2 separate regions of the Homo sapiens genome follow, and region 1 is linked to region 2. The links are chromatin loops, found by intact Hi-C in ENCODE. Cell type or tissue: Calu3. All regions are shown on one strand. Each heading gives the region's core, and the rest is flanking DNA. Links, peaks and the distances in the headings are about the cores only.

Region 1 (13,128 bases), core at 4,397-9,396, 130 kb after region 2:
ATTTAACTGATACAACACCAATATAAAATTAGTTCCCAACATTTTCTAGTCTCTTCATTTTGGTTCTCTTTAATGACATAATTGACATGAATCCTGCTTCCAATCTCTCGTAATCTACCCTTCCGCAAGCAAGTCTATATTTAAATTTATACTCCAAATCATGTCTGCCACATAGTTGAACATAGGAAGTTCCTTAGTAAAATTTGGGCCTCTGGTGAGCAGAATAGTGGTCCTTCCAAGGGTACATAGGCCACAAGTAGAGCATGGGAGTAATATTAGATATATACTGATCTGAAATGGAAGGGCAAGAATTAATGAAATAACTACCTGAAGAGTCTTGCTCCGGAAATATACGTAGTTATAAAATTTTCAAAGATCTGGAGGCACAGAAGCATGTGCCAACATTAAGAAAGCAGCCAGTATCTTAGGTCTCTGATGAGACATCAGATTGCCATGAAGTTTATAGATTTCGACAGCAAAGGAAACCAGGATGCGTAGTGCTTCAGCAGGTGACCAGTCAGGCAGCAAGCAACATTTATGTTCAGTGGGGACAGGCCTCAGCCTCTGTGTTACTCTTTAAATATATAACTTTAGTGTAAGAGCAGAAGACTACTGAGTTTATGGAAGAATGTCAAGCTCTTAGTTGGGGTTATAGGGCAGAATTCTAGCACTGAACATAAAAGGTAACTGGACCAAATTTGGGAGTAAAGTCAAAACAAAAACTCAGTATCAATGGATTAAGCCAGCATGGTGGAGGAGGAAATAACTATGGCTTTGAAGCAACATGAGTTTCTACTCCCTGAGATTGAAGGAGCTGAGTCCTGGATATTGGCAGTGAGGGGAAAGCAGGAGCAATCAATACTATAGGTAAAACTCTATGGTTTGCCCAGGACAGTCCTGGTTTTGCCCCTTATACCAGAGCCCTTCTTCATTCAGCATTTGCACTAGAGAAAATGCCCAAGTTTAGTTGACATATATGTGGTCACTCTACTAGCCACATGATCTGGAGAAGGGGAAGGCCAAATGATAAGGATACCTAATATTTACCGCACCTGCCAGGTAAGCTTAAATGCTGCAGTTGAGACAATGAGAGCAGAGGGTAGACAGAACCAGCAGAGGTTCATAGACTGGCAGAATGAGGCAACAAAGGAAAAAGTGATCGAAGACCACCTACCCAGGCAGAGAAGTAACTGCACTCTGATATCCAAATATAGCTTTCTTTTGGTATGTGAGTTAAAAAAAATAATATTAATGCCTTAGTTAATTATATAATGCTTCCCCCACAGAGCTACAATTTCTTTCTACACTTTAACATTTTTGTTTTCTCATTGTCAAGTGACCCTGTTGTTTCCCAAATGAATCAATTGGATTTGGCTTGGATTAATTTAATTGAAACAACTGCTATCATGATGCAAAAAAAAATGCATACCCAGTTAATATAATAGGACTGATTACATGACTGTAGTCTGAAAAAGAAAAAAGAAAAAAAATATGCAATCATATATATCTAAATCTCTACCAAAGCAAACTCCACAAATCCAGTAAAATTACGCATTTTACTAATTTGCTTTAATTCAAGTCAATTCTATAGCTTAAATTTAACATTCCCACTCCTGGGAAGCCAAATTCTTTAGAGATTGAATATCTTAAATCCTTAGGCCAAGATAGAGCCTTTAATTGAAAAATAATCTTACTCTTTCTTTCTGTGTTAAGGGGTAAAAAATTAAAATCACTGTATTTTTTTCCCCTTCTGGTCCTAAGAGAGGTTTCCCCATTCATGACATAATTGAAAGTTTTCAAACCTAAAACACTTTTACAGCAGGAACAAATCAGGCTAAATAGAATCCCTCTCTCAGCTTTTTGGAGAACAGGCTCCATGAAGCTCTCAGAGGGCTCAAAGTAGGACAGTGTAGTAAGAAATGAGGCTAGAAATAAGGGCAGGGTACCAATGGGGAAAAGGGGCTTAGCAAATAATTACCTAAGAAAACATTCACCAAAAGTTGGAAATCTTATAACCAGAGTGGCCAACAACATTAAGTAAGAATTTATTTATATTGATATATAAACAAATGACTAAGAAGACATAAATTCTCTAAAGTACTGTTTCCTGTATTTAATCAGTTTCAAAGCAGTACAGTGTAGTGGTCAAGAGTATAACCTTGAGTATCAGTCTACCTGGTCCCTGCTCTTAGCTCAATCTCCTACAATGTAGGAGATGTAACTAACCCCAGGTACATTATGTAACCATTAATTCTCAGTTAGATCATCAGTAAAACAGGGTTGGTCATAGTAGTATGTCACAGAGTTATGAGAATATATCCAATTAATATATGCTCTAAAAATGTTTAATATCATCTTTTCTAATCCTTTTTTCATTCTGCCAGTGAAAGTCAGCAGAAATTTTAATGACTTCTCATCTGGGAACTGGATGGTTTCCACTGAGTAAGATGGTTTTGTTCATTCAGGTTTCTCTTTATAATCATCTCTGAAGCTCCCTTTCAACTCTCCCTGGATCAAACAATTGTCAGCATTTGCACATATGGGGATATTTAACCACATAGTTTGGACAACAAATTTGCTTCTGAAGACTAGTGATTCTGTTTATAGTGTAGTTTAGAATCCAAAACATGTTCTTCATCCTGAGATATACTCATACCACATAGCTTGTACTAAAGAAAATAATCAAAGCCACTTGCAAAGTACATTGAGGATAAAGAGATAAAATAATGAATGTCATTACTGCTTTAAAACCTAAGTTTTAGAGCAGTCCCTCAAACAATTTTAGCCCATATGCACTTTTGATAAGTATAAATATAATGAAACATTCATAAGTATTATTAAGTAATATGTGGAATTCATAGGTATTAATAAGTAATATTTGGAATATGCAGATAAACACCGCATACTAGGACTACATGAAGAGTACATTGAAGGTCTTATTGTACAGGTGCACACAGAGACATTAATTCTCATGTTGGCCCAGAAGGACATACTTACTTTACCAAAGGAAAGAACTTTTATCAGCTTCCTTCACTGCTCTAAGGTTGTTTCCTTGTGGGAACAAAATAGGTATAAATTTGCCTATATTTGGCAGTTGTAATGAGGATTAAATAAAACCATGTATATATAGTATATATAGCACAGGGCCTGATATAGGGCAAGTACTCAATACATGATATATATATCGTCTTAGAAATCATTAGCCCTATTAGTGTGTTAGAGTATATTTTCACACTATGTACAAAATTCTTAAAATTTATAATGTAGAAGTCAGGGAGTTAGAAAAATAAATTGAATATAAAAGCTACTGATTAAGTATCAGTGTATTTTTTTCCAGGATTTATATTCCTTGTGCATTTCCAATTTTTTTTACTTTTTAATCATCTTTCAAGTTCTTTCCTCATTTTGAAAAATTTGAAGATAAATAATAAAAACACATCCTAAGAAGGCTATGATATTAGAAAGAAAGCTTACAGCCAGGTGTGTTCTTTAATCTCTGTGAAACTTAATAGGAATTCTATTTTCTTCTTCTGACTTGAATAACATTTTCTTTTGAAGTAATTTAAAACATATAGCTATCAATATTATACATATTCAATAAGAAAATTCCAATAAGCAAGGAAAAGAAAATACAAATTACTTTCGGTAATTATCTGCTTCAACCATAACAGAGGAACTGGTACTAAACAAATTCTGCCACCAAAAGCAATTATAAAACTGGAAAAATATGTAATGCAACTCTTTTAAGCATTGGGCAGTAGGCAGCACAAGAGCATAATCTCTGAAAGAAGGGAAACTCACAAGGTGACTCACATGTTTGTTCTAGCTCTCTGCCTAGAGATAATTGCCTAGTTCCCAGTCTAGGGAGCTTGAGTTCAAGTGGAGCATGGTGGTCCTCCTCAGATGTGGAAAGAAGAGATACACGTTTGAGGCCACCCAAGTGACTGGAATCTGTTGGGCAGGAAACTGAAAAGATGGGAGCTACACAGGGATTGGGAGTGGGAAAGGCAGAAGCTCATTTAGGAATTCTCTATGAATCTTTGGCTGAGGACTGGTTTGCACATGCATGGAACCAGACTATACAAGGCTTAACAATGAGTAGCAACTATAGGTCTGAGAGAGAAACAGAAATACTAGAGATCAAACAGTGCTGGGAAGTAGAGTTTCAGCCCAATTCCAACACAGACATCTAGCTGAAAATCAGAAAGGCCGCAACCTGAGGACTAAAGATCACACCCTAGAGTAGACCTATTCTAGACATGCTCTAACAAAGCCTGAATAACAAAAGCCAAAAATTCTTTAAATAAGTTCAGGGGATGTAGTACTTGGGAGCTCAGATCCTTCCAATTTAGAGGGGCTTAAGAAGCAAGTTGGGATTTTCACAGAACTACCATAAAAAAGCATAAAAACAGACACATGTTCACTGCGATCAGCCAGTTATTGGCCTGCCTGCAAGAACAAAAATCAATGTTCTTTAGAGGTGGCTAGCAGAATCTAGAATCACAACAATGCATTACCCTAACATCTGGTATATAATAAATATCAGTGTACATGCAAACAGGAAAATGTGGCCCACATTCAAGAAACAAAAACAGTCAATAACTGACTCTGAAAAGGTTCAGATGTTGGATTTAGCAGGAAATAATTTAAAGAAGTTGTTACAAGTAATTTTAAATATGTAAAGGAAAATATGGTCATTTTGAGTGAACAGATAGGGAATCTGAGCACATAAATGGAAAAAAAGAACCAAATGAAAGTGGAAACAATAAATGAAATTTTTAAAAATTCTGACAGGCTTAACGACAGATTAGAGACGACAGAAGGCAGAATCAGTAAACTTGAAGCTAGAGCAAAAAAAATTATACAATCTGAAAGCCAGGCAAAACTATAACATTCATAACTTGGGAAGATACAGTGAAAGATATACATAAAGAGAAACAATGGCATTAAATGTATCTCTAAAACAACAAACACACACTAAAAATGAATAAGAAGCCACCTGATGACCCACATACATAAGGTCAAACTAAACCTAAATGAAAGAGATAATATATATAAGAAAATAATTTTTTAAAAAAATAGAAAATAAATGCCCCAAAGGGGATCAACAAAGCCAAAGTCTGGTTCTTTGAAAAAAATTGAAAGATGTATTACTTCCAGTACTTAATTTTCCGCATATGTCTAAATGTTTTATATATGAATATATATGTAGCTATTCATGTAATGAATATGTCATATCTAATATATAAAATAATTTAGCTATATTAATATTAAATATATTATTTTCTTGGTATTTATGATTAATGATAGTCATGTCTTAATTTTGAATTACTTTATTCAAAAGATAAAGTGACTTTTTTGTTCCATTTAACATATTGTACTTTTAACATAATATCAACTCATGTTCTGTTGTTGATTATGCTTGCCTTGTTGATTTTGAGTATTAAGTTACTTTGAATTTGTGTGTAGGTTTTAACATGTGTCAAGAACAACATGTAATTGAATTGAATTTTTAAAATTTCATCTTATAATCTCTGTGGTAAGTCCAATCCAATTTCTTTTATAATTTAAGAGACTATACCTTTGCTTATGTTAATCATTTATATTCTCAATTTTTAAAGTTATTTGTTGCTCATAATTTCTCTTGTTTTATATGAGGCTTGTATTCCCTTTTATTTTTCTAAATTTTCTTCAATCTTTAGAGAATGCGTCCTAATTTTAATCATTCCAAATATATAAGAATTCTCAAAAGCATCTTAAAATGTATTTATTTGATTGTCATCATCAAAAATATGTTTGGGTCTTTCTTCTTTAATTAGGAAAATTTTACTCTCTTCCCAGTAACTCCCCACACATACACACCACTCAAACTTTGATGATATTACTAATATTTCTGGTACTGATTACAGGTATAACATATTTTCAAATAACATTAATTTTCATTAAAGAGTAATTACTGTGTTACATTTAGTTTTAAACCCAGATTTATAATCTAATCATTTTGATCTTTAATTGCTTCTAGTGCTTATTACTAATTTCAACTTCTAGTCAATGCCATTGCCGTGTCCCTTCCTAGACGGTGTTTTGCCATTTGAAGCTAACATCTCTAAATTAGCAGAGCTCAAAACTGGGAAACTGGAAGCAAAAACTCCACAAGTGTGTTTGAAGGTTTAACAAGGGGAAACTCCACTTCCATGTTCACTTCCCTTGATTCCTGGATCCCCATGTTATTCCTTGAGAACAGCAGCCCAAATGGTGTTTGTTTCTAAGTATATGCTGTATACTCTAAGATCAATCTCTCACAAAATCAGGTTGCTACCATCCCATTTGTGCCATAATTTAGTCTTTGGGAGACCATTTTATTAAACTAGTCAGTTGCTTTTGCGTGAAGAAGCTTATGGTAATTACTAGGTGAATTCCATATACATGAGTCATTGCCACATGTATTTTGCTATGAAATGAGTTCCCTGACCAGGATCAATGTTGCTTGTATCATGGTAAATAATAAGGCATTCATAAGCCTGTGGATAATAGTGTTTGTAGAAACTTTGTGGGCAAGGAAAAAAAATGCATATCCAAAATAAGTGTGTATTCTAATGAGGAACAAATCTCTGCCTCAGCCAAGATAGAAGGAGGACAATGTAAGCAATCTGAGACCAAATGGCCCCCTCATCTCTCTCAGGAGGATCAGGACGGCTCTCTCAGAAGTCCGGCTCTAAGCCAAAATCCTGTGTGTGTGCATCTTTCAAGCCCAACCATTGATATTTACAAAGGCTCTGTACTACAGCCCTTCTGGGGGATACTGCCCCTCACACACTGGGCTCAGTAGAAAGCCTGTGCATTAATTTTTTGGAGGAAGTTTTAGTCAAGGCTTCTGGCTCCCTATGCTCATGTGGGTGTCTGCATTCCTCTCCCAGGGACCACCACTCAGAGGCCTCCTCATTGGCAAGGTGGGGTGAGGTTTGATGGTCTTGACTGAGGCACTTTCAGCACAAATTCAAGATCAAAGATACGATAAACTAATCCCTTTCTAACATGATCCCATGTATTATATTAGTCAGAGTTCAATCAGAAACTTGGAAACAATACTAGTTATTTTAACTAAGAGAATTTAACATAGGAAAAGCAGTTAGGCACTGGAGGACTAAATAAGCAAAGGAAAACACTGAGCCACCACAAGTTAGTAACTGCAGGAAACAACAACCAACCTTAAGCCAGGAAAACAAAAGATAAATGTTGCTAATATCTGCACCTGCAGAGCTCTGAGAAGATGGCATCTCTGACTGCTACTAATGCTCCATTTGCTCAGAGGAGGAATCCCCCGCAAGTCTTGGATTCAGACATTTAAGAAGGGCTTTCTAGGTAGCACAATGAGGCTGATCTGAGAATGTGGAAAGAAGCTGGCAACTGGAAACAACTCTGCTTTCTGAGGTGAAGAAATGTTTCCTAGAGGTGCTGACAGGAACAATATGGAAACAGAAAGAAGCAAGTTATTTCTCTGTGTTCTGCCTCCCAGCCTCCTCTGGCACCTCCTATTGGTATTCTTGGCCAGGGAGAGCCACTTGGCAAAGAAGACATGTAATTTGCATTGTACCAGCCCCAGAATCACAAAGCAGATTACACAAAGTTGGGTTTAGGGATAAGAAATAAGCTTAACAATTGATACACCATGTCTTCATTATTTTAAAGCTTTTAATTTTTATTCATCTCTTGGTCAATTGGAGTGAATCGACATAATTTCAGTGCCATATTTTTTTTTTATTTTTTTGTGGCTTTGGAATCTAAGAATGTTATTCTTTTGCCTTTGTTAATAAATGACAACTTATTTTTTTACAAAAGTCCTGTGTTATAATTGTTTTTATGCTCAAAATTTCTTAGATATTATTTCATAATACTCAGGAATTTAATGTTGTAGAGGAGAGTTTGGATGCTATACTGTTTTGTTATGTTGCAGGTAATCTGTTCTCCTCGAGTTATAATTGAATTATTTTTATTCTTAATACATAGAACATTAAGCTCAGTCTGGGTATATCTTCATTTGCTTGGTTTGGAATAGTGACCCTATTTCGATCTGTATCATGGTCTGCCTTTGGCTGGGATATTTGCTCTCATTTTTTATGATTGAATAGTGCATCTTTCTCATTTGTTCCAATTTCTTCTTTAGATGTAGAATTATCAATATATTGGCTTTCCAGTTTTGTTCTTAGATATATATTATTTCTTATTATCATATATATTTTTCCTTCCCTTTGATGACTAGGAGAGCTATTCAAATATATTCTTTACATCATGGATTCGTTTTTCTGCAACATCACTTCTGCTCAGAACTGCTATTACCTTTTAATTTCTTTCAATTCTTCCTTATCGCATCTTATCTTTCACTCTAATCCTGTTGCCTTTTAATATTATTCAGGTTTTCCTTCATGAGTCCTATAACTGCTGTTCATAAATGCCATGGTTCCTTGTAACCTATTGCAGATGCTGAATTTTTTTTGAAATTTTCTTCTCGACCATTCATTAGATAATTTTTAGAAGTATTTTCTGCATGTAAGTCTTCAAATGCCATTCTCATTATCTCTTTCTTCAGTTCACGTTACTGGGATTTCTTTCTTTTAAGAGATCTCCTAAAATGGTGTCCTATATTCAAATACAATGTCTCCTATCAGATATGGTGTGAATTGTTTTGTGTCTTATTTTCTTCTTCTGTGGCAAATATCTTTCTTCAAGCTACACCTCAGGATCAAATTTGTGTGCTCAGTTCCCAGTATAAGTTTGTTTCCAAGAACTTTCAAATAAATTGTCTTGTGAGATGAAATCTTTTAGTGTTCATACTCTCTGGTTTCTGTCATTCTGAAAATAAGGTGTACATGAAAACTTAGAATTTCCAACATGCTCTTCCTTCAGAGTTATTCATGTTTTCTCTTACATCTTTACAGGTTTACTTATGTTGATTATTCATCTTCAATATCATGTGCTGCTGACAGCACTTCTCACCCTCTTACCCACTGCCACTTCTGCCCAGGCATCTTCGTGGCTTTGCTCTCTCTCTTCCTCTCTCTCTCAGGAAGATGTATAGTCAAAGTGGATACTAATTCTGCCTACTTGCCATGTAAGCAGAGTGTTTGCCTATTTTTCCAGTGAATACATTTTCTGAAAATTTGAATCTGGATGTAGGTGTACCTGTTTTTTTTTTAAATGCTTTATTATATGAAGACAGGAGTATCTAATTAGGAGTGAATGATTGTGTTTTTCTCAATCCAGATTCATGTGTGTTTGATACCAGATTCCCAAAAAATTAGAGCTTGAGGCAAGGACTATTTAGACTGTATCAACCCAGGACAGCTAAAGTGAGGCATAAAAAAGTTAGGTGAAGAAGAATACAAAACTGCAAAGTGATGCATTGCAGCGTCAACTACCACTTCACACAGGAGTCCCTCCACAGGTCCCTCCGCAGGTATCTCTGCTAGACATTCTGAAACTATCAGGAGAACTGTATGAAGAAACATTCTTGGAGCAGTGCATGTGATACAGGAAGAAGGTGGAATTTATTTGTATGCTTTTTCTTGACTCTTGCTTCCCAGGGGACACAGTTTACTCATGAGTGAGTTACCCCTATCACACTTCCAGGTTGCGTCATCTGGATCCTTTGGTAGCTGTTCAGGATGCCAAATCCTATGACCTGTAGTACGTATTTTAGTTGGGTCCAGGAGTGTCAGGGGAGACCAAAAGTCTAGGTATATAAGACTGGTCAGCCTGGTTGCAAAGAAGTGGCCTAGAGAGAGGGCCTGCCACTCTCAAGGCCGATGAGTTGTTGGCTGCTTCAGGTGGAGTCAAAAAGGTAGAGAAAAGGGAGTGCCATGGCAATCTGGAGTGATTAATACAATTTACATGATACAGTGTGCCTTATCATTATGAATTTCTGTGGATTATTGCATTAGAGCACTGATCGGATGTTATTGCAAGTGTTTTTGTCACTTTTTGGCAACTGAGCTCATGTTTTTATAGTGGGAGTTTTTTAGTAGGAGTCTAGTGGGAAGTTGATATTGAGTGCTGATGGCCAGATATGAGAGCAACTTTCGAGATTTGCATGAATGCTTTAGAGATAGTAAGTTTTATCTCTGTACCTACGTTAACATATAACTTATAATTATCAGTATGCAATTTGTCAAATTATTCTAGCTGATTTATTTTTAATGAAAGGTGAACTCTAATTTATTAGTTGACATTGTTTAATTCCTTGTTAAATTAAAAAGGATTCATTCTCTGCTGGAATGTCTAATATTTGACATGTCACATTTTCTGTTTATATTTTATTTTGAAGGAGTGGGCTGATTTTGATGAAATAAAGATAGCTAATAAGAGGTATCAAGACAAACTATAAAATTATTTTGTGGTCCTGGCTGCCTTCTTGCAAAAATGAATAAAAAATTCGCATTAACATATCACCTGTGATTATACAAGTCATGCTTTAGAATTCAAGGAACTAGATAAACTACAATATGTGCTCTATTAAAATATTTGAATATATAATGGTAATAAGTGACTACCATTTGGAGAAATATAAGTCAAAAAATTACATAATTTTTTCTCTTTACTGATTGTATGTCATCTTGCACAAAAATAGCAGTGGAACTAATCTACCAAGAATGGGAAAACTGTTCTGAGTTAGTTTTCTAGTGGCTAGAAAGTGAATTTTACAAATTAAGTTTTATACCATCACACATGTAATCATTTGAATCATGTACTTATGATCTAAAGAAATTATAGTTTGTTATTTTTTCAATATTCCAACGGAGCAAAACAAACCTATATATGTGCACTTCATCCTCAAACATAAATGGGTCAGTTCTCTGGATTTAAGACACTGGCCAGGCGCGGTGGCTTATGCCTGTAATCCCAGCACTTTGGAAGGCTGAGGCAGTGGATCACGAGGTCAGGAGATTGAGGCCATCCTGGCTAACCCGATGAAACCCCGTCCGTACTAAAAATACAAAAAATTAGCCGGGCGTGGTGGCACATGCCGGTAGTCCCAGCTAATCTGACGGCTGAGGCAGGAGAATCGCTTGAACCCGGGAGGCAGAGGTTGCAGTGAGCCAAGATCATGCCACTGCACTCCAGCCTGGGAAACAGAGCCAGACTCCGTCTCAAAAAAAAAAAAAAAAAAAAAGAAAAAGAAAAAGAAAAAAAGACAGTAAAGATAATTTATTACTTGGAAAGTATATGTCTCTTACAGAAAAATATGAAATAGAAATCTAGTTTTTCCTAGCCAGTTTTAACTTTGTCTTTATTTAGGTAGTTAGGGGGGAAAAAGGATGGAAGAAAAGTAGAGAGGAAAACATGGCCAAGGGGAACAGGAAAATGAATAGTGAACAGAGAGATAATTGAGAAAGGTACATTAAATTTATCTGTCAGGTGTTGGAGATCAGTATTAAAAATTTAAAGCACCCAAACCAGAACATCATTACCAACTTCAAACAAAGAGAATGACTTTACTGCACTGTTTTTAAGGGTTTTTTTAAATCAAGATACTCAAAATTCATTTTTTCCAGATAGTTATTCATATTTTAATGATCATCAAATTAAGTAACATGCCCTAAGTTCCTGGACAACACCATTTTTTACTAAAAACAAAAACAATTTTTATCAAAGATGTTTATACCTAAGGAATATAAAATCTAGCTAGCAAAATTCCACTGTGTGAACCAGAGAATATATGAAGTTATTCTGTGCATTTCCTCTCAGAATTTGACTGTACAATGTGACCTTTAGTGAAAGCTGGCATTATATACAGATATTTTGATGTCTCAATTGCATGAAAACATTTCTTAACAAATCGAAATCAGTGAACTGTCTCTACTCATATATATATATGTATATATATATAAAATATATGTGTGTGTTTATATATATGTGTGTATATATATACACATTGAACCCAGGAGGCGGAGTTCATATATATATATGTGTATATATGTATATATGTATATATATGTGTGTGTGTCTAATATGCTCTTGTCTAATATTTATACTTATGTATATACACACATATATATCTATAAAATACAGAGTAGAATCTTTTGAGCTAAGGGGAGAACGTGGAAGAGGGGTTACTAAATAATGTTAGAATAGCTTCATTGAAAAGCAGTGTAAACAGCTTCATTGAAAAGTAATGCTAGAGGGAAGCCATAAACCCTCTCATTCTGTAATTAAGAATTTTGATAGATAAGATAAAAACAGTAACTTCATTTCTCAAATAAGATAAAAACGATAACTTCATTTCTCAAATTTGAATTTTTCTTCAAAAAGTGCTTTAGTTGCACTTCATTTCACATACCATATTTACCTTCCAGCCTCAGGACAACTGACATGAAAAATGTATATTCCTACAAAGAAACTTTAAAAAAAAAAAACAACCAAATGACTTGTTTCACTTTTATTTAAAAAAAACTAACAGGTTTTTCCAATTTTTTAATATTTCTGCTAGTAGAAAAAGGTTTTCAGTTACTCGACAGATACACCTTATCTCATACTGCAATTCTCTCAGGCAATGCGTACACATTTTGTGTCCGTTCACAGTGCAGTTCACTTGGAGACAAAAGCAAAAAGAATTTGTTTCACTTGAGCTATTCCTTTTTAACATATGCTTTCCAGCTGACTAACGTTATTTTTAAAATTGTAACAGTCAAAAGGGCATCAGCCATAACCATCAAAATTGTTATAGTTTTTTTTAGCATGATAATGCTCAAGGAAGGGACTAGAAATTTGTTATAATTTTTCATTAATGTTCTAGCATTCATAGTATGTCATGTATATAGATAGCCCTATAATTACCTACAAATTAACTATATTAAAAGATACCTCGATTTAAAATATCATGTTCAAAAACTACCTCCTATGAAATATTACCACTGGAGAAAAAATTCTTATGTTACCATTCTAAGTAAGAATATCTCATTGGCCTTGCTGTTAAAAGAACAATAGAAGACTAATTAGCTCAACTATGTATTAGTCCCAGTGAGGGAACCCCAAAGCCCACAGTAATTTTGACATAGATGTATGCCACATGATACCTTTATTATATGCTAATGATATTTGACCAGGAAACATAATAAAACTTCTTTAAAAATT
Region 2 (13,128 bases), core at 5,058-10,057:
TCATCCTTTAATTTTTTAGTAATATGCAATCTAATCAGTCCAGACAGACCTCTAATAATGCTTTAGCCCCACTCTTAAGTCTCATTAAGGAAGAAAAAACTGTCAGGGAACTTGTGCATGTGCAAAAACTGTGAGTAAAGTCAAGGGAGGGAAAATATTATAATACATTCTACCTTCTGAAACCTACAAGTATATTTCTTGTATTCTAAATTAACTAAAACTTGGATGTTTAAATGCTGCTCATTACAATCATACTTCTTCTATATTTCAACATAGATGCTTTCATTATGCACATTAACAGGGAAATATAATACAGTGTAAGAAGCTTCTTTAAAACCCAATTAGATAAGAACTCAGGAACAATTAATGTTATTTTACACCAATAACCAAAGTAAATCAGCCAATGATAATAAATTTGGATATTTCAACTCCTGAACATTAACTATCTCAATTTGCATCTGCCTCTGTGTTAAAAATAATTAATATATATGATTCACTCAGGATATTTTAAATAGTACCTTGGTTCTGAGGCCAATAATTATAAAATAATGCCTAATGCATAAAGTTACTGAGATACTGACATTGTGTGTAAGGCTGAGGGCGTAATATCAAAATAGAGGTAACTTACATGAGCAATATTGTTTTTGTATTTTGTTTGAAAATTTTATTTTTATGTGCAAGCTTGGTAATATTTTAATGTGAGCTCTAAATTGAATGTATCATCTTTATTTTTTATATTACAGCCATATACACAAAGTGACCTGCTGCTAATACAATATGTTTTATGTACGTAACCACCAATAAGCAGTAAAAGTACTGTTTCGGTAAATACACATACATAAGCACATACATAAGTACAGCCTAGGTGGAGTGTTTATTCACACACTATCACTACATAGTTGTTGAATCTACCCACAGCTATATTCTATCTGGATATAGATACATTTTAAAAAATCACAAGAATAACTGGTGCAGCTTTATAAATTATAAGCTTTTAATAGCTTAGGGGTAACGTTTTCCTGTTAGGGAGGTTAGTTGGTGAATTTTCCATTTGTCTACAGACACTTGTGTGTAAGCATAGTAGTGGATATCAATTCAAAATCTCCCCTGTCTGGTAGGCATAGATGGACATAGAGGAGGTAAGAGTGAGAGAAAATATCTATATCTGCTCAGCCCAAAAGCTCAGTAAGACCAGGTCACTGCTTGACTCAGGGAGGCACCTTGTCTCACGTTATTTCGTGATTATTCCTCCTACAAAAAAAAAAAAAGAAAAAGAAAAAGAAAAACAGTGAGTAGTACCAGGCTTTCTCCACTATAACTGTCACTGGAATCTGTATTATCTATATTATATTTGATGTCTTCTCTCTAGGTTTTACTATGTTCTTACAGGTAAAACTCCCAAAATCTGGGAGATTTTGTTTTTCTTGAACATTATCTCCTTTACCCTGAGAATAATTTTTGGAATACATTGTCATATGTAACTAAGAGGTAAAGGATTATAAATTTCTCTGAAACTTGTATAATTTCATATTGTATAATTTGACAGTGATTTGAAGTTCAGATTTCTAAAGAAAGCAGCAGAGACCTTACATCATCTGGTGGAACCATGTCAGCTCCATAAGAGCTATGGCTGTCACCAATGCTTCATAAATGTCACCCCTCCAAGATTAGCAGAGACTCACTAAAATAGGCCTCCTTCCTGTGCTTAACAATAAATTTCTACCTTTTTGAATTACCTCAAGAATGACTCTTCAAAAAGAGTATTGTTGACCACCGAACAACATGGGTTTGAACTGCATGGATTCACTTACATGAGGATTTTTGCAGTAAATACAGTTGTCCCTACGTATTCATGGGTTCCACAACCACAATCAAAGGTGGATGGAAAATAGAGTATTTGAGGCATTCAAAACTCACAAATACGAAGGGCCAACTTTTTATATCAGCAGTTCCACAGGTCTGACTGTGGACTTGGATATGCATGGCTTTTGGTAGCCAAAAGTAGTCCTGGAATCAATCCCCTTGGGATAACAAGGTACCAATCAAAATACTTATACACCAAGTGGGGTTTATTCCAGGTATTCAAGGCTAGTTCAGCATTAGAAAATCAATCATGTAATGCATCATATCAATAGATGAAAGAGAAAAATTCATATGATCACATCAGTTGACACAGAAAAAGGATTTGACAAAATAAAACACTATTCAGGATAAAAACCCTCAGCTAACAAAGAATGTTGGAAACTTCCTCAATATAACACCCACCGATAACCTACAATTAACACTATATTTAATGGTAAGAAACTAGACATGTTCTCCCTCAGATCAGGAACAAGGCAACTATGTCCTTGCTCATTAGTCCTATTCAACACTGTAGTTGAAATTCTAGCTAGTGCAATAAAGCAAGAAAAATAAACATAAGTTTATAGATTGGAAAGGAAGAAATAGGACTGTGTCTATTCACAGATGGCAGGATTATCTATGGTAAAAATTCCAAAATCAACAATAACCAAAAACTCCTGGAACCAATAACTGAGTATGACTAGGTCTCAGAATATAAATTTCATATATGAAAGGCTGGCAAAGAACAATTGGAACTTGAAAATTTAAAATTTTCAATACTTAGATATAAATCTGATTTTTAAATATAGATAAGATATACAAAAAAATACAAAACTGGTAGAAAAAAGAACATTAAAATATGGAGAGAGATTCAGTGTTCAAGTATTATTATTTTCATTCTCTTCTATTAAAAAATTTAAAACGTAAGTCTTATTTTACATATAGTTTAAAACTGAAATCTGAGTTCAAATGCTGACTCTGCCATTTTGGTATCTGTGTGATTTTACTTTAGTTATTCAACTCCTGTTTCCTAATTTTCACATCTGTAAATCAGATAATAGTACCTTGTAGATTCATTTTCTGTATCGAATCAGTTAATATATCAGAAGCACTTAAATGGAACCTGACAAATAGCAAATGATGTATAAATATTGCTGTTAGCATCATAACCATTACAATGGGAAACTATTCAGGAGTTTTAATCAGGGAAGACCCTGGCTGCTAGGCAGCATATTGTATCTGTTTGGAAAGAGAGTAAGACAAAGTATAAACAAAAGTATGGTTAGGGCTCACCACTTTTAAATGAATCTGCATCACATAAGGTTTGTGAATCAGAAGTAAAGTCTAAGTGTGGTTGTTACAAGCGCAGTAAAATAAAATGAAGTAAAAAAAATTTGTACTTTTACAAATGAAAATCCTGAATCATCTGATGAAGAGACTAATGTTTCAGAAACACAGGGGCACAAAAAATAAGACAAATAGGAATGCTTTATTATTTGATATTTCCAGCAAAAGAACTACAACATGGCGGAAAAACAAAATGTCATTCAACCTTCTTACACATATTTTGCAATTTAATTTTTTTTAATTGCATATGGGAAGGTGGAGACAGAAATCTCCATAATGGTTTTTATTGCTTTCGCCACTGAAGGTTTTAATCCAGTCCTAGTTCTGAAGTTATCATGTGGCCCCTGATGAGGAAAAATAAAAGTCCACTACACATTTTCTCATTTAAAGCATATTGCACCCATTGCTGTACATGGACCTTCATGAATCAGAGGTAAGAAAAATATTAGCTGAGAGTTCCAACCGTGGAGTATCCACACATCATTCACTTTTCTCCTTTAATAATTAAAACTCACTATGTAGGCAATTTTTCTCATGACATTCATTTATAAAAATGAGTAAGTAAATGTTACACCCAGCTAACTTAGGAATAGAGTTTGAATTTAGCTATTCCTAAAAACTAAATAAATAAATACATTTTCTGTTTCAACAATGTTTCAAAATGTGACCAACAGCAATTTGCCTATTCTGTCTTTTCTTCAGGCACAAAATGTATAGTGTGGCTGCTTGTATGACTGACACCAAGCCCGTTTTAACCATCCAGTTTATTTTTACACCATCCAATTTAAATTATTTTTATGATCCACAGCCCATTAATGAAGGGGTGCATCACAGCCTGTGACATCTGGCAGTGTAGTAGGTGTCAACAGAATAATCAATTACTCCTGTGGCTAATTCCCTCCATGCCCTCTCCACAGAAAGTAGAGACAAAAGGAAGGTGATATTTAATTCACAGCAGAAAGAAAACCCATTTAATAAGATTAACTGGCATCTCCCTTTCATCCTCTTCCCCTTATCCTCTCAACAATCCCCTGAGCGCCCCCAACACACACAACACACATACACACACCGGAAGTGACAGGGTTTGACAATTATGCTGAATACAAGAGCTAATTTTTTGTTGCTGTTGAGACAGAGTTTCGCTCTTTTTGCCCAGGCTAGAGTGCAATGGCACCATCTTGGCTCACCGCAACCTCCGCCTCCTGGGTTCAAGTGATTGATTCTCCTGCCTCAGCCCCCTGAGTAGCTGGGATTACAGGCAGGTGCCACCACGCACAGCTAATTTTGTATTTTTAGCAGAAACAAGGTTTCTCCATGTTGGTCAGGCAGGTCTTGAACTCCTGACCTCAGGTGATACACCTGCCTTGGCCTCCCAAAGTGCTGGGATTATAGGCATGAGCCACCATGCCCGTCCTACAGGAGATAATTTTTAAATGAACTGATCAGTTTGACTGAAAAGGACTGTGATCCACAATGCTTCAGTCCTCAGGGAGGAAGGACAGTTTTGACAGATGCAAATGTCACCAATAAGATTAAAGCAAAAACAATGTGGTCCCTTCACCAACTGCTCCATCCTGTTTCTACCTGGACAGTGGAGATGCTGTACGGTCAGCTAATGAGGCACTTTTTGCAGGTAGAATTGTTCAAGTTGCCCTTCTGAAAGGTCAGTGCTAGGTAGCAGTAAGTAGTCCCTGGCTTTCTCCTTTAGTCACATTTAAATTTTACTTGGCTCATAGCATGCAAGTAATAACTCTAGTCTTTATATTTACATAACATCCTTGTAAATAATGAAAATCAGCATGCAATACTCTCAGGTGAACCATGTTTTTAAATAAATGAAAATTGAAAATAGATTTCATTTCTCACTCAAATGATTGCTGTAGTCTAGTACCTTATTATATCACCAGCATTATTGGAGCCAGAGGGGTATTATCTAGTGTAAAAATTTCAAGCTCACAATCAAGAAATTTGTGTTCTATTCCTACACCAGGCAGCAAAGACGACAACACTATGGGACATTTACTGAAAGACACTATTCTAAGTACTTCACATGTATTATATAATGTGCACAAAATCCCTGTGAGCTAATTCATTTTATTATTTCCATTTTACATAGGAAGTAACTGGGACACAGAGCAGGTAAACAACCCACCCAAAATCATGCATTGCTGAGTAGCAGAACTCAGGATTCAATTAGGACACTCTGACTCCATCACTTCCCATACACAGAAGCTGAGGTGACTTTTAAAATATATGTGTAGCGTAAACAACAACCAACCAGAATAGATGCTAGTCTTGGCTCAGGAATAGAGCCCAAGAAAAAACTCGTGCAAAGATATTAACAATTTCTGAAGTAAGGAGAAGAAGCGACAATCCCCGTGTGGGACCAGAGCAGCAGGAAAAGACAGACAGACATTTGGCAGGGTCTGCAGCAACAGCTACCTACTAATCTATACAGAAATTTCTCAGTATTTCAATAAGAAATACAGCCATATTGGTGACACAAAGTGAATATCAACCCTATGATATGTGCACCCCAAATTAATTTACCAACACAGATTCCAATAAGAACCTAGCAACAAATAGAAATAACAGTCATATTCAGGCAATTCCTTTTAGTTTCACTGACTGCCTCTTTTTGGCCTCAAGCACATGGGAATGTGTTCATTTGCAACGTCAAAGTTGTTATCATCTTAAGAAGGTGACTGATCATATGTGAAACACAAGATGGTATGTCAGGATCTGAATTCGTTCTAATACCTTTTAAAAAAAAGTATATAGCTGGAGAATATATTACGTGAACCCTATTTAGAAAATTCCAAGATCTTTTAAAAATATCTGAACTTTGATAAAATCACAAAGGAATAAAAGACATGCTCAGGAATGACTCATAGTAGCACAAAAGATATTTAGCTATATAAGAAAGTTTCATGTTTGAAGAATATTCACTTCTTTCCACTGATCAATGGAGAAAAATGTGCATTCATTTGCTGAGAGCAGAATATGCCCCCAAACAGCAAACCAGGTTTTATATAAGTCACTTTTCATGTTAGCTAAGATTGTGTCAATCATTTAATGGGTTTTAGCTTAGGGATAAATTTTAAGCTGTTATTTTTCTGGTGAAGCCAGCAATAGGAAAATGTATGCTGAGGGAAGGAAAGAAACTGGAAAATTCAGCTAACTTAATAGAAATCTAACATTTGCTATTGCGTTGAATAATTACGTTTTTCAGATCCCTTTGAAGATGAAAGGTTTTGTATTAAACTTTTTTATTACCAGGCTATCATGAAAAAACAAATCCCTACAATGTCTGTGCATTTCTTGTTTTAAAATACGCAAGTGATCTGTTGCCTATCTTTATAACAGTGGTTTCTGTTCCAAAGAGCCTTAATCTGGAAAATATATGACATAAACTTAAACAACTGAGAATATTTAAAAATGAGCTATTCAAAAAAACATGCTATTGATACTGTTAGACGTTATGGTAGTTTGTCCACTTAACAAAGAGAAAGGCAGTGTTATGTTGGGTATAGCTATGGTAACTTAGGCAGATGACTCACTCAAAGCCTTTGTTACACTATTTATGACTCACACTTAGTAATGCTCACCCAATTACCTTTCCTAGTATATCTTCATCTTGTTAAAGTGTATGAGAACTGCTTTGGAGAGTCTAATAAGTCCAAATGAGCATTAAAAAGGAGAGAGAGTAGGAGAAGTATCTCTTGAGAAAGGTGAGTCCTTCCTATAAACTCTGGGTTTTATTATGGGCTTGCAAGCAGTACTAGAATCTGGTGTAACACATGATGACCAGATCTACTTTGTATTCAGGGAAGTCAATGAGTTCTCTAAGTGGCATGAAGCTAAGTACACCCACATAGTTTCTGAGTACATCAGTTCTTCAGTGTACATTAAGCCTTTCCAGATTTATCCACAGAGGTTGGCTGTTTGCCAGAATTCAGATTCTGTTCTGTTGTGCAGTGGGCTGAGTATTCCCAGGTGCCAGCAGAGTTTTATGCCTAGTCCTTATTTACAGTTTTTCTTAGAATTGCTTTGAAGTGTGAACAATCAAGTTGCAGCATGCTGTAAAGTTCTTTCCACATGAGCCCTTTATTTCATTTTCTGTTACAGCTCTGAAGCCTTCTCAAAACAGAAGTATTTATCTACAACTATTAAAATGCATTTGGGATGATAAATTCCTTATAAATACTTTTACATAATTTTATTCTCTTTATGAATAAGACAAAAATATAAACAGCCAATTGTATTCTTTCTCTACTACTTCTCCTCAAAAGGAGTAGTATTTAGCAAGGTGTTTGACTATTAATTATTAAAATGTATAAAATATTCTGTGGCTTAATAATACCTACAAGATGGGGCTTGCAAACACCTTGTGTATAATCACAATTGCGTATTATTTGGAATTCCTAACAAAGCTTCTAATACTGATATGATAACTAATTTGTAGCACTAAATATCACCTTTTTGGAAAGGAAGTACCTATAATAGCCTGCACACAAACCATGCCTAACATCCTTTTTCCTAACCACTATCATTTTCAGATATTCCAAACTAAATGCAGATTTTTTGTTTCCAAGCTCTATATTACCTTAAGATCAAAAGCTCTGACTTGAATTGTGTGCAAGGAGGCCAAAAAGCAGCCCAGTTCCCCAGTACTCTTTCCAAACACCACTCGGAGGTGACCAAAGGCTCAGCATCTGTGGACAGCCATTTGGAAAGCCTAGTGGGGTGAAACAGATAGCCCCAGCAAAAAAAATGGAAATAAGGGGCTCCCCTAGAAGCCGGGTAATGAATAAATTTTTCAAATTTATAAAGAACTTGGCATTTCCATTTAAAAGATGCTTTATGCTAGATACATTTTATCTTTTTTAACCCTGGATTTTGTGCTTGTTTGCCAAAAAATCACAGTCTACGTTGTGAGAATAGTACTCAAAAATAGAAGTGGTCTAGTAAGTGGTGGAGACCAGTGAGTTGCATAACCACATCAAAGGGTTGCACCTCTGTGTTATGCTCTTCCAATTTGCAGCTCTAACAAACTTTGATTTATGGTGCCAAGAGGGCCCTGTGTGGATGACTTCTGCTCCTTTCAGAACTTTTAATCTTTATTTTTAAATGTCACAATTCTAAATGATTTTTTCGGAGTTAGCCCCAGATAAATGATTCCTGGGAAGACCGCGGCGATGATCCTGAGCCCACTTGCACTTGTGGTTGATGGCACATTAAGCAATAATGCTGATAACGTGCTGCAATCAGTACCTATAGCATTTTCACCTGACCTCAAAATGAGGTTAATGCAGAAGACAAATAGAAGGGAAGCACATGCCCCATTTTTTCATCAGGCTGTTACATAAATAACAGATAAACATGCTTCTGTTCAAACCACATCAGAGCGGAAGAAAATGCTGCCAACTTCAAGCCGTCAAAGACTTAAAAATGCTGTTGTCAAATCAATTTTTTACAGCAGACTGACCTGTTTGCAGACCATTTTTAATAGCAGAAGAGTTTAGGACTTGGGCTTGGAGTACGCAAGTGATTTCCAAATGACATTTGAGATGTAAAATTTCAGTCTGCCAGCCTTTCCCTCTCTCGCGCCCCATCCACCCCCACATCCATACACATGCACACACGCCCCATCAACTTCCACTGACATTTCTTCATTACCATGAAAAGGCTCGGGCAGTCTTGGGGGATTTTGCAAAGCATCATTCCTCTTTTATACCCAGGCTCTCACTGATAAGTCTACAAATGGTTTTCAAAATTTTATGCCCCAACAGGAGGTAGGGTTTGAGTTTTTAAAGTTGTAGAGATAGTGGCTTCTAAGTTTATCCCTTTGACTTCTCTGGCCATTATTACCCACCCAGTGTGTCCCCATCTCAGGAGCTAAAATGCCAAGTGACCTTTTTGGGTGAATGGTTACAAAAACTCATGGGTACATTTAATAGGAAGAAATGTGGGCTCAATAACATGGTGTGAGAAGATTGTCAGGAGTGTGTTCTTTTTTTTTTTTTCTTAACCCAAACACAGCCTCTGTAGATTTTTTTGAATGTTCAAGTTACACCTTCCTCTTCAAATGATAAAAGAATTCAGTGTGAAATTTGCTTTCATAAACTTTTGTGAAAGGTTCTGTCGTTCTCATATAATACTTCAGGAGTATATATAGAGAACACATTCAGCTGTCTCCCTTGATGCCTTAATGATCGAATCAGAGGAAAGGGCTGTATGGGTTTCGTTCTTATTTCTTACTCAATTCTCTCCTCTGTACCATATGAACTTGGATTATATGGACATCACCTTCTTCACTAAAAATAAAAGCATGGAGTTATTTTTATTATAAAATTTAGTACCATGGCAGCCAGTGAAAGTGTAGCCCACAGAAATTTGCCATTAGAAAATCAGGAATCTTATAAAATGAGAACACTATACTGAGGAGTTCAAGTGGCAAATAGGGATGGTGTTTGTTCAGTTCAATATCCAAATCTATTAGGATGTGGGATAAGCACTTTGCTGAAAATATTTTTAAATACTTTCAAGATATGACAGGCCAGGTCAGAATCATATGGCATACAAAGAAAACCCTAGGTTAGCCTAAAGCTGCCTCCTTTCATATTTTAAGTTCAGCCTAAAAGTTTCTCCATATGTAGTGAACTGATACCTAACTGGATATGTAAACCAACTAACCAATTCTTGTGTCAATCTCTGAATTTTGGCCAATTAAAGGTGACCAACTGTTCAAACCATGTTCAAATAAGGCAAATACTGAGCTGTAACCAATCCACTGTTTCTGTACCTCAGTTCCATTTTCTGTGCATCGATTTCCTATTTCTGTCCATAAATCTTTAACCCTGTGGCTGCACTGGAGTCTCTCTGAGCCTACTCTGGCTCGGGAGGCTGTCCGATTTGTGAGTCATTCTTTGCTCAATTAAACTCTGTTCAATTTAAGGTTTTCCTTTTAACATCATATCGTGACAATATCAGCATTTCCATTAAAAGACCTTTTTCCCCTTGTAGGATGTATTAATGTCTAGTAAAAAATGGAGATATACAAAAGTTAGCACATAGTCTTGCAACTATATTTATTGCTGAAAAGTTATCTTGGCTGTTTTTAAATGATAGTATTTCAACCATACAAAAAGTTTTTTTTTTTCTACTTTATTTTTTATTTCTGGCCTCATATGACTCAAGAACAGCTTCATTTTCAACCATTAGCCCATGATGTTGGCTGCTGCGTTTAGGCAGTTTGGGGATAAAAATAAAATGACCAAGTTATTTTGTTTGGAAAGGCAGCTTCTGCACATTTGCTGTATTTTTTTTCAATAAATATTTCATAACTCTTTTTAAAACATGGCCTTATCCTTTAGCACATATGGGAGGCAGCTAAATCTAAATCAAGTAGATGTTCTAGAGCTCAGATTCCATCACTCAGGACCCAAATCTACTTTTCTGAACTAGCTCAATACAGAGATAGGCATGATAATCCCCTTAATATCAGAAATTACTAATAGACATTTTACATTTTAAAACATTAAATTATTGTGTATTCTATATATCATGCTTCAGGGAAGGGCTGAAATGCCTCTGTTTTGCTGGCTGGGATATGTCTCTCAGTTTCCATTCCACTAAGCCATACTTCCAAATTATTGGGCCAGTCCATCCACCTGGCAGTAAAACACGTCATTCTTGTCTTTCTAGATTGAGCCAACCTAGGAAGATAGGGGCCATGTACGAAAGAATTTTTTAAAAAAGAAAAAAAAGTGTGTGTTTGTGTGTGTGCGCGCATATATAAAAAGAGAGAGATAAAGCAAATATAGTAAAATGTTAAATTTTAGTGTTTCTGACTAAAGAGTACACAGTGATTATTTGCAATATTCTTGCAATATTTCTGTAAACTTGAAATTGTTCCAAAATAAACATTAAAAATATAAAAAAAAATAAAGAATGAGAATCAAAGCTCCAATGATAATAAAATATGCTTTCTGAAAGTATCAAATAAAAATTGCAACAGCCAGAATTAAACAAAGAAAGAAGGCTTTACTCAAGATTGTTGCAATAGGGGTCAAGAATATTGCAACTGAAGAGACTAAACTCAACTCCATTGAAACAAGATGGGAAGGTTTTTAAGCATTGAAGCCAGGTCTTAGGAAAGTACCTTGGGGGAATTGAGGGGAGGTTTGTCAATGTGATTAGGCCATTTGAGTTTGCTAACTGGCAATTATCACTTAGGAAAGTTAGCTTCCTGCCCTCTTACAGAGAATGGGGGTAGGGACCTTATCTTTCCTGATGATTCCATTTCAAAGGGATGGCTCCCAGGTCTTTGAGAAAGACGTTCCTAGGTAGTAAAACTGGCAAGAGGCTGAGAGAAGATTTACATCTCAAAGGGACAGAGAAGGAATTTGCAACTACAAGCTTTCTAAAGTAAATACTCTAAGAAAAGGGTGATCAGGGGCTTATAGGCAGGAAGAAATTTGTCTGAAGTGTAGTCAAGCTGGGGGGAATGTTAAGGCCTTCTTGGGCTTAACAGAAGTCAAATGTATTTCCCTGTTTTGCAAAGATGATAATAAGTTTGTCAAAAGCCATACTAATCTTAAGGGAAGAAAATCAAAGATTCAGTAGCCAATCTTAAAAGATTTTCAAGTTTCTATCCATTTGTATTACTATGTCCCTCAAACCCACAAGTTCCCTTCCTTTCTCTAGCGGGCTTAGATGTAGAGGAGAAAGGCGAACACAAGGAGTACTTTGAGTTTCTGCTGTAACACTTGTTTATTTCAAATGGCAATTTCTGCTTCTGTCTCTGGCAATCCCACCCTGTATGATGCTGACCTCACCTGTGCTAACACACAGGCGATTATAGCTTTCTTTATCATTCTTCAGCAAAGACAATCAAGTGCTTTTGGTTTATATCCTCTCCCCAGGGACCTGACACAAAGACACTCCGCAGAGCCTGAGCCAAGAAAATATTTGGGAGTCAGCACACTTAAAACTGTACATCTCTCAAGAGACACTTCGAACTAATATCCCTGAAAATCCATCAGCAGCCTTCCACTCTATCACCTCTAAATCTGAGGTCTCTGTTCCCTTTTTTTAATGCACTATCCAACTGCTAACAATTTTACTCGATCTACTAGCTCTACCAACACCTCTATTAAAAAGCATCAAGTACCTTCAGCGACCTCACAACTACAGAGTTTTTGTTTTGATATTGTCACCCTTAGCCTTTGGACAGAATTCACCACCTGTTTAGCAACCAGCTCTTCTTTGAGGCTTTTTCTCCCCCTTGGAGCCTATGATAATGTGCTTTTCTGGTTCTCTTCCTGCTTCCCTATTTTTTTCTTTTTGATGTCTGTCATGGACCCTACTTTCTAGATTTATGCCCTAAAGGTAGGAATACTCCAAGGATCTGTCTTCACCTTCTTCTGGTCTTGATCTACACCTTGTTGTTGGGTTAGTTCGTCCACTTCCGTAGTTTCAACTACAACCTTTCTGCTGATGACTGTAACTACCATTTTCATGCTGATGATTGAAACTACCACTTTTATGGTGTTGCAAGTCAAACTGTCTTCAGTTTCTGTCTTTCTCCCTCAGCTCTAAACACTCTAGCTGTCTCTTAGACAAAGAGAACCTAAAATTCTGCTAACACTTCAAACTGAACATATACAAAACCCAATTAGACCATTTTCACCCCTCCACGCCTGCCTCTCACCTCATATTCTCCAGTCTACATGTAACATTCTATTCAAGTTTCTCTGATACTTGATAGGGCTGCACCTGTCTTTCTACTTTCGCTCCGGGTGAACTGCTCCAGCCCTGCCAGATGATCGCCCACGCTCCAATCGTACTGTGCTCTTTCCTTTCACACTCTTGATGTTTGTTCCATGCTGAGCACTTACACCCAGGGGTTGAAATGCCACATTATATTCCTGGTCC

Evidence for each region. Hi-C counts contacts between places; a loop is a spot of excess contacts. Peaks named below come from ENCODE experiments on the same cell type or tissue, not always from the same donor. Only the 100,000 strongest peaks of a DNase experiment are listed, where the experiment ranks them.
Region 1: it touches region 2 in a loop (3-fold over the local background); 4 of 110 quality-filtered maps call a loop at or near these places.

The regions. Positions count from the first base shown.
Region 1 is chr7:115,090,834-115,103,961 of GRCh38, reverse strand. The region is part of intron 1 of LINC01393 (long intergenic non-protein coding RNA 1393); the gene reads right to left. Among named protein-coding and RNA genes, the nearest start is that of LINC01393, 18 kb to the right of the region's middle. In Calu3, for the core only: no CTCF peak of the experiment used is centred there; no DNase peak of the experiment used is centred there.
Region 2 is chr7:115,224,975-115,238,102 of GRCh38, reverse strand. LINC01392 (long intergenic non-protein coding RNA 1392) reads left to right here and starts at 6,748. Exons shown (of 5, transcript NR_126407.1): 1 at 6,748-6,920. RefSeq lists enhancers at 11,134-11,702, 11,703-12,272. In Calu3, for the core only: no CTCF peak of the experiment used is centred there; a DNase peak (open chromatin) is centred at 7,122.